2 separate regions of the Mus musculus genome follow, and region 2 is linked to region 1. A link is a loop called in an ENCODE intact Hi-C map of the cell type or tissue named here. Cell type or tissue: gastrocnemius. All regions are shown on one strand. Links, peaks and the distances in the headings refer to the core of each region. The heading gives the core; the rest is flanking DNA. Region 1 overlaps Slc4a3 (solute carrier family 4 (anion exchanger), member 3). Region 2 has its middle 21 kb from the start of Des.

Region 1 (8,330 bases), core at 331-8,330:
CAAGGCAGATTCCTGGGCCTCACCATTTCCTTTGCATGACTTTTGAGACAGGTTCTCATTCTATGAGAACACTGCTACAGGCTCCCAAATGCTGGATTACAGATGTGCACCACCACAGCCAGCAAGAGTTAAAGACTTTATTACATTCCTTTGATGACTGAGATGCAGAGATGACACATTGAGAAACTACCCGAGAAGGCTGGAGGGGAAAAGAGAGAGCCTAACACTACCTCTAGTCATCCTAGCTTTGGAAAAAGTACCTACTAACACCCTATCTATGACTTGCCTGCCAATGCTATAATGGAGAACATGATCTGATTTCTGGTATTTTGAGGAGCTACTAGTATAGTAGGAATCACAGACAGATCCAGAATCCATGAAGAGCAGGCTGACTTCCTGCTCTTCCCTTCTCATCTCCTGCAGCTCCTAGAAAATATGGTGGTACTTTCTCTTTATCCCTGCCAATGTCAGCTTGTCAAGCTGGCATGCAGGACAGCACCATCAACATCTCTTTCTCCAACTGTTACAGCTTTTATTCTCCTGCTCTAATGGCCATCTCGGAGGCCTACTGTGCTCATTGTTTCTCAAACTCCTCTCCAAGCTGACTGATTCAACCTGGCTTCTCGAAGCTTCTGACTGAATTGTTCTGCTTGGCCTCAAACTAACTCTAGCAATCTGTTCTAATCTTCTGGCTCCTTCTTATTGTCTGGCTTCAACTGCCTCTGCTGACCTGCACTGAACTGCATGAACTTATGAATGAACTCAACTCCACTGCTCTGCGCTCACTCCCAACTGAATGAACCAAACTGACTGACTGACTTCCAACTCACTCCTTTCTCTCCCTGCACTGCTCTTAAATAGCTCCTCTTTCCTGTGCTGTTCCTGTAAGAGTTGGGTGTATGCTATCTCTGACTCATTCTGTCAAATCTTTTTCTGATTCAACACTTTGTCTGCCCCTCAATTAGACAGCGCCTTCAAACATGGCTGATTCCTTATAGAAACTAACCTTAGCCGCACTGTTTGGGATTAAAGATGTGACCTAAGGGCATGTCTGTGTTCCAGCCAGAGCAGCCATGTGACTAGATTAAAATTCTACAAACTGACTCAGAAGAAAACCTGCACTGCCTCTTTGGGCTCTGTGGCATTATTTCTATCAGCCACAGTGAAATGTCAGCTTTAATAGAAACAAATATGAGAGTTCTTTGAAAGGTCTATTGGTGTCAACGTGTGGCAATGCTGGATCCCAAAAGAGACAGAGTTTAGAACCATGTGGTCCTTCCTACTCTGACATTTGTGCATCCCTCCCTCCACGATTTAGGCTTAGTCTCTGCCTATCTCACAGAAAGCACAAGCAATGGGTATAGGGTGGGTCTGGTGGCATTCGAGGAGACTCCAAGCCACTCTAAAAGCAAGCCTGGTTCAGAGGCAAGCCTCTTCAGAACCCCCTTCCCTTCTCTCTTTGCACCAGATCTGTGCTCCACTATTCCTTGCCCCCAAGCTATGCCCCATCTCCACTTCTCTCCCAGGACCCTGGATATGGACGAGCTCTGGGCAACACTTTCCCATCACCTACAAACACTGTGATTCATCTGCCACCCAGAGACCATCCCAGTGACTGTCTGCTTAGTTAGCACTTGATAAAGCATCGTTCAATATTAAGAAACAGTTCCTAGAAAATTGAAAATAATCCCAGCAGCCTGCTCAAACAGTCAATCTTCCTCACAGAACATAAATCCTATGAATATTGGAGCCTGTGCTTTTTTTCCCCCCACAATGGATGAGACATGCAATGGATCAAATTCAAATGATTGAATAATTTATCTGGAAACCAAATTCCTCACTCTGCATTTTCTAATTTGCCACCTTGGATTCAGGCCACTGGTGGGCACTGCCAGAACCTGTTTTTGCTGGTTATCAGCAATGGCTTCATTGAGAGCTGAGCAGCAGGCTGTGTTTAGTACCAGTGCCCTTGAGTTTAGCTTTGTCTCCCCCGTTGCTGCTTAGAATTCCCTTTGAGAGCTCCAAGTGTCAACAGCCATGGTGATCATTTGAGTCAGCTGATATGATACAAGAAGAGATGTCACCTGGCCTGCCAAATGGTACACATCATTGCCAGCTTCTGTACCCTAAAGGAGGTGTGTAGGGCAATATGAGCAGATGGTCCACTGCTCCGACAGTCAGAGGCTGTCACAGGATCCTCAGCTGTCTAAGTGAGCTGAATCCTCAGCAGGAGGGCAGGGACAGCCACCTTCTTTATACAAAGAAAACGTGTTAGAACTCTAGATTGGAAATGGGCTTGAACTTGTCCAAGGATAATGAAAACCCTGGGCACTTGGCCAAGGTGTGACTCTTGCCCATAATCTGACTCTGAAAGTTACAAAAGAAAAGAGTATAGATTGTTACCCCCAACCCTGACCCCAACACTTCACACATGCTTACTCCCTAAGCCTTTTCCAAGGAAGCTGGGCTGGGTGTTTAATAGACCACGACCTTTACCTCCTTCCTCAACTCCTGTTGGAAGAATCCCTTCCTTTAGGAGACACAAACAAAGTCTACCCCCACCTTACAAGGTCCCAACAACAAACTGAAGTAGGATCCCACAAAGTTCACTCTGGGGAACCCGCCTGAGTTTATTGGTCACAGGGTACAAGCTGGCAAGGAACCCAGCATGGAGGATGGCTTTCCCATACATAGGCAAATAAACAAAGCACCCTTCTGTTAGCCTTTCCCAGCAGACATACTCTCCCTGCTAGAGACCTAGCATCTCCCAATACCTTGAGGTTGGGCCCCCTGAACACACTAAGCACAATCAAGGCAGAACTGCACACAGATGGCTTTGAGAAGAGGTTACAGTCTCTAATGACCTTGCCCAAACGCTGTTCTGAGGAAAGGTCAACGGCCCACAGGCCTCTCCTGTTGGTTTCTTGCAAGCAGGTACAACTCATCTGATCATGGCAGCTGGTTTTTTTTTGGGGGGGGCATACTCCAGAACACCTGCCTTATAATACCCATTCCCCCTCAAGCTATGCCATAGGAACAGAACACCTCTCTACTGATGTCCCGCTATGCTTTTTTTTTTTTTTTTTTTTTAATGTTCTCAAAGGTCCCAGGCCCTTGAGAGGATATGGCGCCAAAGGCTCAGTCAAGGAATGGTCAGTTGAAACATGGGACTTTGGGATAAATTCCAAATGTCCTCTAATGACATTCAGTCTAGTCACCCAGGCCCAAGCCTGGATGTATGTCATGGTCTCGACATCCTGTCTCTTACAGAATCATCCTAGTCTCCACTCCGCTCCCTAGCAGCACCCTTCCTGGTGACATTTAGAGCTGTGGAAAAAGCCCTGCCCAGGGCCCCACCCCAGAATTGCATCTTCTGCGAGGTTCCTCCTAAACTTCAGCCCATCCCCTATAGCTCCAGTATCCTCGTGTTATCCATTTCATATTGGTTGTTATGGCAACCCGACTCAACTTTCATATTGTTCTCACCTTTTGTTCTGAGGCCAGAGAGTCTCCTCACTTCACTGGATATCACCTGCTACTAACCCCGACTAAGATCTCCACGTGGATCCTCTTCTCACTTGCAGGAGAGGGCTCCTGGGAAAAGCAGGCTCCTTCATGGAGTTGTAAAGGAATCCCCACAACAGAAGAGCAAGCCAGCAGCCAATACCCAGAAAGGATTCCAGGCTCTCCCAGAAGCCTGTCGGCCAAGCCTAACTGTGATAAGGTCGGACCCTCTGTGAGACCTGCTCCACGCCTGCCTGTGATCTAGGCTTTACATCTGACCTTTGTTTTGATCCCTGGCAGAGTAATTTTACATTCAACCTTGGCATGGCCCATCTACCAAGTCTTTTGTGTTCAAATAGGCTAGACGAGCCAGTCAAAGGCATGACAGCATCAGAGAGCAAAGATGGGTGGGCAGCTGGGATGAAATGCTTAAAACGTGATGATAGCCCGGTTACTGTTGTCTCGGTTCTGCTCTGACTTAGGAAAACAGCAAACATCTCTGTGTCCCCTGCCTGCCCCAGGCGCCAGCTGTAGGCCTGAACCATGGCAGAAAAGGAGAGGTCAAATCGGATAAAGATAGGAATGCAGAACCAGCTCCAGAGGGAAAGGATTATGTGATGCCAAGGCATCATTAACCCTGGATGCTTGGTGCCGCAGACCTCCATGAACCTCCCAGAATCCTTTGGAACCCGCTTAAATGAAACCTGGGATTAAATCGGATCCGCCAGGTGGCAGCCTTCCCCTTGCTCTGCCGACAGAGCCTACAGTGCGCAAAAACCACCACCAGAGGGCTACACACGGCCGGCAGGCTCCAGACAGCTGGTTACCTAGCAACTGTGACGCAACGGGTCCTGTTTCCACCCCCCTCAAGGCCTCCTAGGTTATTTCTGGCAAAACAGACTGTTGCACAAGGAGTGGCTTCAGGAATCCTAGAACCCTTCCCACTTAAGCCAGAAGGATCTAAAATGGTCCAGCGGGCCCCCAACCCCGCGCCATCCTGGCGTCTAAGGGGCTGAGCCGCTACCTCTGCTTCCCAGATGCATTTCCCGTGCAGCTTTGTAGCCCCACAGGACTGAAGTCACCCTGATTTCCCTGGTGGCTAAAGGGAAGCAGTGCCTCCTTATCCCCTCCAGGGCTAGATTAATGGGCATGTGACCCTCAGTAGACCTTGAACTTTCTGTTCTTCTGCTATACTGAAGGGAGCTAAAGAAGGGAACAGCAAAACCCAGCTTGGATTTTCAGTAGTCTTGAATCTACCCCTCCCCTCAAGCCCTCTCTGTCCCCTGCTTCAAATCTCTTCCAGTTTGGATGGCCCTGGTAACACTTCAGGTAGGTAAATGTGGCCTGACAAGCCACAAGCGGCACCAAGAAAATGAGGCAGACACAAGACACGGAGTGTGTTGTAATGACTTCAAAGCCGGTGCCGTCTGGGCTGTGAAAGTCAAGGGGCCACTGGCCTGGCATGGGCAGTGACTCCAGGCACATCCCTGGGTCTGAGGAATGCCTGGCCCTGGTGCTGGGTTCCTAGGGTCTGTGAATCGCCAAGGTGGGGTCTCGGAGGGGCACCATCCTGCAGGTCACACAGGCATGTGCAGCTCGTTGTACTCGTCCTGACCATCCTCGTCAAAGTTCGGCTCCGCATCTTCAGAGTCCAGCTGCAGAAGAGAGCACGGGGTTGGGAAAGGCAGGGGGACAGACAAACGTTTCTCCTGTTCCTTACATCCTCTTCTCAACACCTATTCTCTCTCCAGGACCCCAGCTTGAAGTACTTCCCTGCCTCAAACCTTCATTTCCAAATCACCCAGAATGCCCAAATGGACTAGTACAATACCAACAGTGACACAGGATGCGTATGCTTAGGATCCTGGGATCCTGGCGCCTCTGTGCCCCATATCTGAGCTGAAAGAATTGCAAAATTCGGACTGTGAGGTGACTCAGCAGATAAAGGTGCTTGCCACCAAACTTGATGGCCCAGCTTCAATTCCCAGGACCCACGTGGCAGAGAGAGAACCTCAGCACATACACATAAACTACATTTTAAAAAGCCAGGTGTGGTAGTGCACGCCTTTGATCCCAGCAGAAGGCAAAGGCAGGTGGAGCTCTGTGAGCTTGAAGCCAGCCTGGTCTACAGACCGAGTTCCAGGTCAGCCAGGCAGGGCTACACAGAAAAACCCTGTCTTGGAAAACAAAAACAAGCAAAAATGCTGAAGAAGGAAGAGGAGGAGGAGAAGGAAGAGAGAGAGAGAGAGAGAGAGAGAGAGAGAGAGAGAGAGAGAGAGAGAGAGGAAACATGAAAAAATTTAAGAAGAGCAAAAAGATGTCCTTTGCTATAGCTGACAGAAACAGGGCCCAAGACTGATGTCTGTGCTATCCCATCCATACGCAGCCTGCAGCCAGGTACTTTGTTTAAGCACAACTGTCCACAGCAGGCCTGTCTTGTTCTTAAAGCCTCATATCAGCAGCTTTACCTGGATTCGTAGTTAACTCTCCCACCAGCTCTTCGGTAGACACAACAAGCCCACTAGACCAGTGAAAACAGCACTTCCGAGCATGCAGTAACTTTCCCCAGTTCACAAACCAGCAGGAAGCCAGGTATCTAAATCAGTGCCCACCCCAACCGCCTTAATCTTCCCAACCCCCCAGCCACCCCAAGCCGTCAGCCCTTACCGCCTGCAGCTCCCTGTCCTGGAAGAGCCGGGGCAAAAGGCAACGCCTCAGAGGCACCGTGAGCAAGAGCAGGAAAGGAAAGGCCAGCGAGGCCGCCGTTGACTTGACCACCCAGAGAAGTGCAATGCAGCCCAGCTGGATGCAGGTGAACAGGTGCATCCGCCATGTCTTCACCTGGGGTACAGGCTTAGTCTCATTACACCATGGCCATTCAGGCCCCACCCACTCCTTGGGGAACATGGCTCTCTGGGTCCCAGTTATCTTTATCTTCCTTCTGCTCATCCCTAGCCAAGGAGTCCCTCCAGACCCACTCCCATCAACTCAACCATGTCCCCAACTCCATGCATCTGGGCCTGACCTTGGTCACGTAGGGCTGCTCAGGATGGTGCTTTGCTGGCATGAAAATGAGCAGCAGACGTTGGGACAATTGGATACCAGACAGTGATGTGACGCCCATGTACAGGAAAATCCCGAAGAGTACAGCCAATGGGATCCGGCGCAACACAGCTCCCATGACGATAGACAGGCCTGGGGGAGGTAACACAGATCTGCCTACCCCTGGCCCCTGCCCTGCCCAGACAAAGGGCCTGGTAAGGGATTTGCTTATCTGAGCAATCTGGGCCTTCTTGACAGAGGTGGATCAGGACAAAGGGGAAGCAGGGAAGAGTTCCCAGTGTGAGGAGACTGGCTGGAGACCTAGGGGGTGGGCTAAGCATACTGCACCTGCAGATTCAGGAGGGTCAAGCCCAGCTCAAGCCACTGGGCCCAAGAAAGCAAATCTATGGGGAGATTCCAGTGCTCACCCACGAGGCTGGCAATGAGCACCCCGGTGACCCGCTGCTCCCGCACCTCCTGGATCTGGGGCTTGTCACCGGGCGCAATGGCAGTCCGCATTACCGTCAACGCGTTGACATGAGTGACAGAGCGCACAGTGGCAGCTGTGAGCCAGGGCAAGCCGAACAAGCCACAGAGGCCGCCCAAAGAGCCAATCAAAAGCAGGTCAAGATGGAAGCCGGAGCCCTTGAGTAGCCTCCGTGCCTTCTGGCTGACAATGAGCCTGTGCGGATTGAAGGAGAAGGAGCTAGCTAGCAGGCAGACCTGCCACTGGCACACACACCATTCACCCAAGGCTTGTGGGGAGGGGAGCACTGAAGACGACAGCTCTCCCCGGACCTGCCAGATTCCTCTTTCACATTCCCAAATTAAAGTTCTCACACTCCAGTAAACCTGAGCCAAATTCTCATGCTGCGAACATTTAAAGCACCACAAAAGCCAGATGCCAGATCAGACCGTGTTATTTTGGTTTAACCAAAATGAGAAATGTGTGAGCATCGCTGGGTGACAGAACACCCTGACAGAATTCTGAGAACTTCCAAGTGCCACCCTGCCAGGGGTGATAGCAAGAAGCACCAGGTCAAACCCTCCCCCATAGGAGAACCATGCCTGGGGCCACATGCCCACACCTGTTCCAGCCTGTTGCTCTAGCTCCCCATCCTCCTCCTCCTCCTCCCCCTCCTTTTCCCTTCTTCCTCCTCTCCTCCTCTTTCTCCTCCTCCTCCCCATCCCTCACTCACGCCAGATCCCAACAAACTCCTCACAGCCTACCACAAGGCATCACTAGACAGATAAGGTACCGGTGCCTTAACCCTGAAGCCAAGCCACCCGTCCATCTCCCTCCCTCTCCAGCCCTCTCACGCAGTGATCTGTGTCTCCATGAATATGAGGATGAGGACCAAGAGCGCGGGGACAGCAGCAGCCACCATCATCCATGGTGGGAAGGGGCGGGCACTGCCCAAGGGTGGGATGAACCATGTGCGCTTATGAGGGGAAGTCACTGAGAGCCCTGTAGGCACCGTCAGCTTCTGCATGGCAGGAAGGAAGACATGGGTCAGAGCCAGAGGCTGCCCATAGATGAGGTTTACATTGCAGCTGTTCCTACCAGAGTTCCCAGAACTCTCGGGAGCTGCTGAAACTCACTTTCATTCTCCAAAGTCACTATTCCAGGAGCCGGCAGAGGGCATAGCAATTCCCCCCCACCCCACCCCCCAGCTCCAAAGCTGTCAGGAGACCTGCTGTTGTAGAGACCTGGCCCTCTACACCAGCTCACATTTATTCCAAATTCCTGCCACTTGGGATCATACACAGTTAGATGACCTGGG
Region 2 (8,330 bases), core at 264-8,263, 220 kb after region 1:
GCAGGCTTCCTGTAGGCTTTGGGACTCCCCTAACTGGTTCAGAAATTCATTAAACTACCCACACCCACGCCAGGCTCATCCAATCCTCCTGGAATTCTTCACGTTACCCTTCCTTTTAAGGCGACCTTAGGGATTTCTAAAAAGAGAACTGAAGAATATCAGAGATGTCTAGAGAAGCAAGGTTTAGCAATGGAGGCTAATCTAGACACATTGTCTCAGAGTCCAGAGTCCCACTGAAATAGATTGTGTTAATGCCAAAGACGGGAGGAGAAAGACCACTGAGCCAAATCACCAGGGCCAAATTAATTAAAGCGGGCAATTAATCAAAGCAAACTTTTAAATGGGTACATGGGTTTCCTCCCACTGAGGCAGGATTTGAGGTCAGTTTGGATGTGAGGGAGGCAAGGTTTTTATAGCTCAGGGGTAGGGAGTTTTCAAATGGGGGATCTGAGACAAAATAGGCAGCACACAAGCACACCTAGTTAGTCATAACAACCTCTTGTAACAAAGACACGATTGCAAGGAGGTCGGAACAGCAGATAGTCCTAAGAAGGGAGCCAGAACAACCCGTTTGAAACAAAGACAGGGTTGTAAGATGGTTATTAACTTTTGAAAGGAAGACATGACTGCCGTTCCTGGAACAGGCAGTGCAGAACCTTTTGTAGTTAAGGTTGCAGGTGGGGCACAGCCTAGCTCTTGAGAGTCTGGAGGTGTTACCATGAACAGGAATGAACCTACTTTGTCTTTACTGTAAGATGGCTTTTAAGCCTAAAATGGAGGCCGGTTGGTTCTTCAGCGGGTAGAAGGCTATGAGCAGAGCACCATTCCTCTGTGACCCAGACACTGTGGGACTTGGTCTGTGGAAACACCCTCCTGCTGCCGTCGTCCCAAAAATCTAGTCCAGGACGAGGTTAGCCTGAATCCAAGAGTCTGAATCTATGGCTTGACGGATCTATCCTCCGCTCACCCAGGCCGTCTTTCCTTCCTCCATTTATCCATTCATCAATATGTATTGAACACTGGATATGTACCCAGCCTCGTGCTCTAAGTGCTGGGGGTTAAAAAAGATCAATTTAACACAGATACAGACACAGCGACTAAGAGTTGTTCATAATGTCCCAGACACCACATGGGGAGCTAATCCTCCCATTCAAGTGTTTACAGCATCTGTGTGTAGCTTGGAGGGGAGGTGGGAAGCAGTACCAGAGGCAGAAAAGCCAACATCACATTAGATTCCAGATGCCAGATTTCCTGGACAAAACCTGCCTAGGTCCAGCTAAGGTAGAGCCTGGCTCTCTCCTCCAGGGTCACTGTTGTGTTTTATAAAAAAAAAAAGAAAAAGAAAAGGAAAGAAAACAAAGCTAGGGATATGTTGTTTGGTGGAGACATGGTATGGTGTGGGAGAAGGGGTACCTCTGTGGGCTCATGCTGAGGCATCCCTTCCCCCTGAGGTACCAGCCACAGGACAGTATAGTATAGAATAGAGTTTATTTAGGGCATGAGTAAGGGGGTTGAGGGAGTAGAGACAGAGAAAGGCAGAGGGGGTTGGGTGGGTGGAGGAGTAGAGGCCCACGGGGTGGAGAGAGAGGGGAGGGGAATGGGAAGAGAAGGGACAAAGAGAGAAGAGAGATGAGCAAGAGAGGAGGGGCAAGCAGCCCCTTTTATAGTGAGTCAGGCACACCTGGCTGTTGCCAGGTAACTGTGGGGAGGAGCCTAGATGAACCCTCACCCTGTTCCCTGGGAATCCCTCCTCACCTTAAACAGATTCCCACTTCGAAAGGCACCAGAGTACGGCTCTCCTTTTCTGTCACGGCCCTTACCCAGGCCCAGAGCTTGGAGCCAAGTAGGTTTTTGTTTTACTTGTTTGTTTATTTGTTTGTTTGGTTGGTTTTTAGAGACAAGGTTTCTCTGTGTAGCTCTGGCTGTCCCAGAACTCAGAGATCTGCCTGCCTTCACCTCTGGAGCACTGGGCTTAAAGATATGCATCACCACTGCCTGGCTGGGAGCAAGGTTTGTTGATTTTTTGAAGAAGGATCTCACTGTGTAGCTCTAACTGGCCTCATGAAGCCTCCCTGGGATTACAGAGGTGAGCTGTCATGCCCAGCTTGGAGCACCGCCTTTTTAAAACCCATGCTAGCCAAGGATGGCTCAGCTGGGGACTTCACTCACCGGTACTTAGCACTGAAACACAGCTCCCTATTTCTGGTCAGACCCCCATCTGGAATCACAGGAGGGAGGAGGGCTGCAGGTGTTTCAGGGTCTGTCCCTCTGGAAGGTGGCTGGAGGAAGGTAGAGTTGGTAAGCCCATGTCACTGCTGTGTACAGCCTCCCGAGACTGTCCTCCCTTCCTGAGAGTTTCCCAAATGTCCTCCCTCCTGCCTTTTGCTGGGCCCATTTCCTCAGAACCCTTTGAAGCTTCAATAGCACAAACCTTGGTTCCTTCTAGGTCCCCTCAGCCCAGCCAGACTGGTGCTGTCCAATAGAAACATAACAGGGTTGGGGGGTGGGGTGGGGTGGCTCAGTGGTTAAGAGCACCTGAGTTCAATTCCCAGCACCCACATGATGGCTCCCAACCATCTGTAATAGGATCTGATGCCCTCTCCTGGTGTGTCTGAAGACAGCTACAGTGTACTCATATACATACAATAAATAAATCTTAGAAAAAAAAAAAAGAAGAAGAAAGAAACGTAACAGGGGCCACACAGATAATTTTAAATGTCTTAGAAACCACATTTTATTTTAAAGAATGACATAAGAAACAGATGGAATTGATTTTAATAACTGAATATACTTATTCTGTCTGAAATAGGACTTTGGCATGTGATCAACATTATGAACATAGACATTTGTTTCTAAGCTGGCATGGACATTACCTTCTACAGCAGCGCCTCTCGGCAGGCAAAGTGCTTGCTTGAGTGTACAGATACCTTTCAGGAGTCCAGGAGCCACATGGGCCTGCTGCATTGGACAGCAAGGCTCTAGAACCTTCCTTTGCTACTTGGCATGTGCATTTAAAAAAACAAAAACCCTCATGTGGTTCATCATTTCATCTCTGGGTATCTTGTCTCCTTAGGGAGATTAGGAGCTGCCTCTGGACAGAGTCCTATTTTATTCTCCTGCTTATCTCCCATGACACCTCAAAACTGTGCTCCACGCTCAGACGGCGCCCCAAGCGTGTTTGTTGATGGGAGTGAGCGTTGGGGGATTGATTTTTGTGGTTTGGTTATGGCTGTAAATGGTGTTTTATAGATTGCTTCTATAGAGGCTCCCTGCCGCAGTCGTAGCAGAAACAAGCAGCGGCGGTTGTCAGCAAAGGCAGAGAGGCCTCGGGGCAGATGGGGCTCCCTGAATCAGGAGGGGGAAATCCTGCTAGACAAGACACCATTTCTCTAACTTAAAAACCTGTCATTGCTGCCGCTTGCTCTCCCGTGCAGCCCTGTCTCCATCAGACCTGAGATCTAGGCCTTGTCAGGGTACATTACACAAAGGATGTGTCTCCGGTTTCCCACCACCGGCCTCGTAGCTGCTCAGGGTTGAAAAGGAGTTATTCAGGCTGACAAGAGCCTGGCCCACAGCAGATGCTCTGAGCGTGCTGTAGGGTGAGGAATCGAATGGATCGTGGGTGGCAGGGAAGTCTTTCATTCAAGTATTCATGAGCCAGAAATGTGTGTGGAGAAGTAACTACTGGGTTCTGGGTTCTACATGGAACAAGGCTGGTGTGTCCTTGCAGAGCCTGCCTTTTCATGGGAGCAGATGACCAGGGGCACACCACTGCGTGAAGATAGAATGACGAGCACCCTGGCTGATGAAAGGAACCAGGGCTTCTTCAAGGGGACAAGGTCTCTGCCTGTGGCCCAGAACACAGGAGTTCCTGCCCCAGGTCAGGAATATAACTGTTTAAACATGGGCTCCTACATGCTAGCCTGGGGCTCTATGAAATATCTGTTCTAAATTGCACTCATGATACCATAGCAGGCTAAGGCAATGCAGAGAATGCCCTTCAAATTACACCAGAGGGGTGTTTCTGTCCACGCCTGCTGCTTTGAAAATCTGGACCACAGCCCCAGGAGGAGTGGGCAGGTCAGCACGGTGCTCATTCTCTTTGCCACATCTGTTGCCAACATCTGGGTTACCAGGAAACACCTGGGTAGCCAGGCCCACCTCTCCTGTGTTCCCTGAGAGTGTCCTGGCCCCCTCTCTCCAATGACAACTGTCATTAGGTGCACTGTCTTAGAAATTACAGTGGATACATGGTCTCTGTCCTCAGTCTGCCAACAAATGAGACCTGGAGCAAGTGGCTCAGCAGAAGATTGCTCCGCATCACCCTGCCTTACTCTGGCTACAATGCAATCATTCCCAGCAAACCAGCTTGTCCCTAGCTCACCATCACACCCAGTAGCACAGCAATGAGCTGGAGCACAGCCCACCCACCCATCCGCGGCAGGGTTTTTGAGATTCTAGACCACTGCTTCTCAGAGAGAGGCCCAATGATAGCACAGTCACTTGCTGTTCCTGCTAAAAATGCAAATCCGCAGGCCACGGGCCAGATCTTCCAGGGCAGAGTTTCCAGGTGGAGGGCTCACATGTGTGCATTTTAAAAAGCACTCCGGAGAATCGGGACGCTCTGTTTTGCCCTAAGGTTTAAAGAGTCTCCATGTTTCCCAGGCTGGCTGAGCAGGGTGGGGGTCGGTTTCTCTTTTCAGTTGAGTGTTGGCTTTGACATTTTTATTACTGATGAAAAGCCATGATTCATGGGCTGTTAGTCACACACACACACACACACACACACACACACACACACACACACACACAAACCCGTCAGCCTGGAAGGAGTCAGAGGCCACTCAGAACAGAATCCTCCTATCTTTTCGATCTAGCTATAAAATGCTTACCTGAGCAGACACTGTTTAAAGGCCATTAAAATACCAGACACAGAATAACCCGGTTCCTGGAACTTTATAGACATATTTACTCAAACCCAAGTGCTTACAAAGAGTAAATAAAAGGGAAGCAAAATGAGTAAGCACCCCCAGAACTAAGAACCAAAAGTAAACAACCCTGTTCACTAAAATAAACACGGCAGATCCAGCAAGGATTAAATGACCGCTAGTCAGACAAGCTAGGAGCCAAAAAATGTTCCATGCCAGCTTCTGGGGGCCGGGGTGCCACGGTAGGGGGGCTGTTTCTGCTTCCTGGAGAGAGGGCTCCAGGAGCATGCACCTTTGGGGGTGAGGGCCAGAGCAAGGCAGTACCCTTGTGTCTGTGGAGAGTGTCCCAGAACTGCACAACAGAAAGTGCCAGGGCCTGAAAATGCCCAGGATTAAAGATTGTGTCTCTAGAGGCCTAAGGCCACATGAGAGTTTCCTAGAAGCGTAAGACACTAAGCCACCTATTTTGCAATTCCATAAGGATTTATTTAATATTTAATATATAAATACTGTGTCAGTTATTAAAGAGGCCAGAATGAGTAAAACACACACACACAAACACACACATGTGCCCACCATATACACACACAAAGACCAAGATATAACCTCAACCTCAACTTTCTCAAAGTTTAAAAAACGAGACAGTATAGTAGGAGAGGTTCCATGAACTACGATTTGCAGTTCACAGAATGGATTTAACTATAGGAACCTAAGTGTGTTACCTCATGCAACCCCGATTATATTCACGATAACTGCTCTTATCTCCCCAACTTTGTTTCCAGATAAGCAAACTGAGGCTCAAAGGAGAAAAAAGTTCAGTATCAATTTGTGACATCTGCCGATCTGGGTGGCGAACTCCCAGGCTGTTTCAGCCACCGATTGGAGAATAGCAATGAGTTGAGTGTCTGCTGGCTCCTGCGCACCAGGGCAAACACAGCCCACAGTTAATAGATGGAAGGACCAAGAGGTAATGATGAGCCAAGCACTTTGTTATACGGCCAACAACTGAGTGGCATTGTTGACATGTGAGGGCGATACTGCATGGGGCCTTTGTGAAGTGACATTTTTTACAGTTCCCCATAAACCCATGAGGCTGGTGACTAGTGCTTTTTCCTTTCTGTCTCACCCAGCAGAAGTGTCTGGGTTCCCTTCTAGGGCTGTTCAAAAACAACAACATAAAAAACCAAACTTTTCATTTAAAATAATTTTATACTCCAAGGGCACTGCAAAAGAGGCACATGTACTTTATGTAAAATAAATATTATTTGACATTTATGTAATTTTTGTCTCTGTGTAAATGTGTTTACCCTGTGGGTACTTCGGCCTGCAGGTTCAGAAGATACCCTGGATCTGAGATTACAGCTGGTTGTGAGCCACCATGTTGACACTGGAAACTGAACCTGATCAGTTAAGAGCAGTAATTGCCCTCAGCCACTCCCACGTTTCTCTAACACTTGCTTACTATCTCTGTACTCCAGGAGCTGAGACCTGCATTAGCAATTGAGATGCATTACCTGGCTCTGGCCTGCAGGTTATTCTCAGCTGACAGATGCTGAGACTTCTGTAGACCCTAAGAGGTGACACTGGTACCAGGAGAGGGCTCGGGAGCAGCTTGCTGCCTATGGAGATGCTTCAGAAGGCAGAGACAGCAGGATATGCGGATGGTTTATACAATGTGAAGAAGAGAGGTATGGAAGATAGACTGTGGGATCTGGCGAGAAGCTCATAGCAGAATTGTCCTTTACCAAGTATGGTATGAGCTTGCTAGGGAGACACGATCTACTCATCCTAGCCAGAGAAGGAACCAGCAGACCGAAGAAAGAGTCTGCAGTCTGTGTTGGCAAAGTAATGAATTTACTGGGGTTCTGTTCAGGAGCTTGGGGGGACTCACAGATAGCTGTACAAGAGAAAAGTCCTACTACGAGCCAGCATTCCTTTTCTGTTTTAGAGTAAGGTCTCATGTAGCCCAGGCTGGCCTTTTGTAGCCAGAGATGACCTTGAACTTCTACTTTTCTTGCCTCCACTTCACAAGCGCTAGGATCAGAGCCATGTGCCACCATGCCAGACTTTGCATTTTTGTTTTTGTTTGTTTTTACCTGTGAGGCAAGCTGCATCTGTATCCCACCACCTATTATGTATTTTAGCAGTTTTTTAAAAAATTGTTAATGATTTATTTTATGGGCATGAGTGTTTTGCCTGCATATGTGTATGTGCACAGCATGCAAGCTCAGTGCCCTCGGCGGTCAAAAGGGCATCGGATCTCCTAGAGCTGGAATTACGGATGGTTGTGAGCCACCATGTAAGTGCTGGTAACTGGATCTGAGTCATTTGCAAGAGCAATGACATGCTCTTAACCACTGAGCCATTTCCCCAGCCCCTTTAGCAGATCTAAAGTTAAGTGCAGCTAGGGTCGGAGGGAGTGGTAGGTGGAATCTCAGGGAAGAATACTGTGAAGATCCTGTGACCTGTTCCTACCTCTAGGAGCGAATAATTAGTACCATTACCATAGACTTAGCTATCTGCTGCATGGTTGGCTCTGTTTGTGCCATCATTATGACAACAGACCTAGGCCTCCATTATGACAAACAGGCTGCTTTGGTGTCAACTTGACACAAGCTAGAGCCATTAGAGAGGAAGGAGTCTCTGTTGAGGAAATACCTCCATGAGACGCAGCTGTAGGGCAATTTCTCCATTAGTGATCAACGGCAGAGGTCCCAGCTCCTTGTGGCTGCTGCCATCCCTCCATGACCTCTACATCAGCTCCTGCCTCCAGGATCCTGCCCTGTTTGAGTTCCTATTCTGACTTCCTTCAGTGATGTATTATGATGTGGAACAATAAGCAGAATAAACCCTGTCCTCTCTAACTTGCTTTTTGGTCATTGGTGTTCCATCACAGCAGTAGAATCCTAGTTAAGATACTCCTGTAGGACACAGCAGTGTTCTGTCCCAGGTTTGGTGAAACCCAGAAGTAGCAGGCATGCTACAGTGAAGGAAAGAAGAGATGGGATCACTTTAGGGGAACTCAGAACTTGGTGGGGATTCCCGTTAGATGTGCACATGGAGATGTTTAATAAACAGACAAATGTTTGGGGCTGCAGTTTAGAAGATGAAACATCTGGGATAAAGATAGGTAAGTTTGGGAATCGAGGGGTAGACACTAAAGCCATGAGACTGGAACAGATCCAGCAAGGGGCAAAGGTAGATGGGTCTCTCTCTCTCTCTCTCTCTCTCTCTCTCTCTCTGGTTTTTCAAGATTTTTTTTTAAGATTTATTTATTTTATATATGTGAGTACACTGTAGCTGTACAGATGGTTGTGAGCCTTCATTGGTTGTTGGGGATTGAAGTTTTAGGACCTTTGCTTGCTTTGGTCAACTCTGCTCACTCAGTCCCTGCTTGCTCCA

What was found. Hi-C counts contacts between places; a loop is a spot of excess contacts. Peaks named below come from ENCODE experiments on the same cell type or tissue, not always from the same donor. Only the 100,000 strongest peaks of a DNase experiment are listed, where the experiment ranks them.
Region 2: it touches region 1 in a loop (2.9-fold over the local background); 5 of 42 quality-filtered maps call a loop at or near these places.

Annotation. Positions count from the first base shown.
Region 1 is chr1:75,555,642-75,563,971 of GRCm38, reverse strand. It overlaps Slc4a3 (solute carrier family 4 (anion exchanger), member 3), which reads right to left. Exons shown (of 23, transcript NM_001357150.1): 19 at 7,867-8,033; 20 at 6,975-7,228; 21 at 6,530-6,699; 22 at 6,172-6,345; 23 at 4,889-5,159. The coding sequence ends at 5,082. Among named protein-coding and RNA genes, the nearest start is that of Slc4a3, 13 kb to the right of the region's middle. In gastrocnemius, for the core only: a CTCF peak has its summit at 4,258 (motif pointing right); DNase peaks (open chromatin) are centred at 4,292, 5,005, 6,331, 7,883 and 2 more places; H3K4me3 peaks cover 359 bases; H3K27ac peaks cover 1,045 bases.
Region 2 is chr1:75,334,710-75,343,039 of GRCm38, reverse strand. No RefSeq gene overlaps it. Among named protein-coding and RNA genes, the nearest start is that of Des, 21 kb to the left of the region's middle. In gastrocnemius, for the core only: no CTCF peak of the experiment used is centred there; a DNase peak (open chromatin) is centred at 4,463; H3K4me3 peaks cover 1,131 bases; H3K27ac peaks cover 2,905 bases.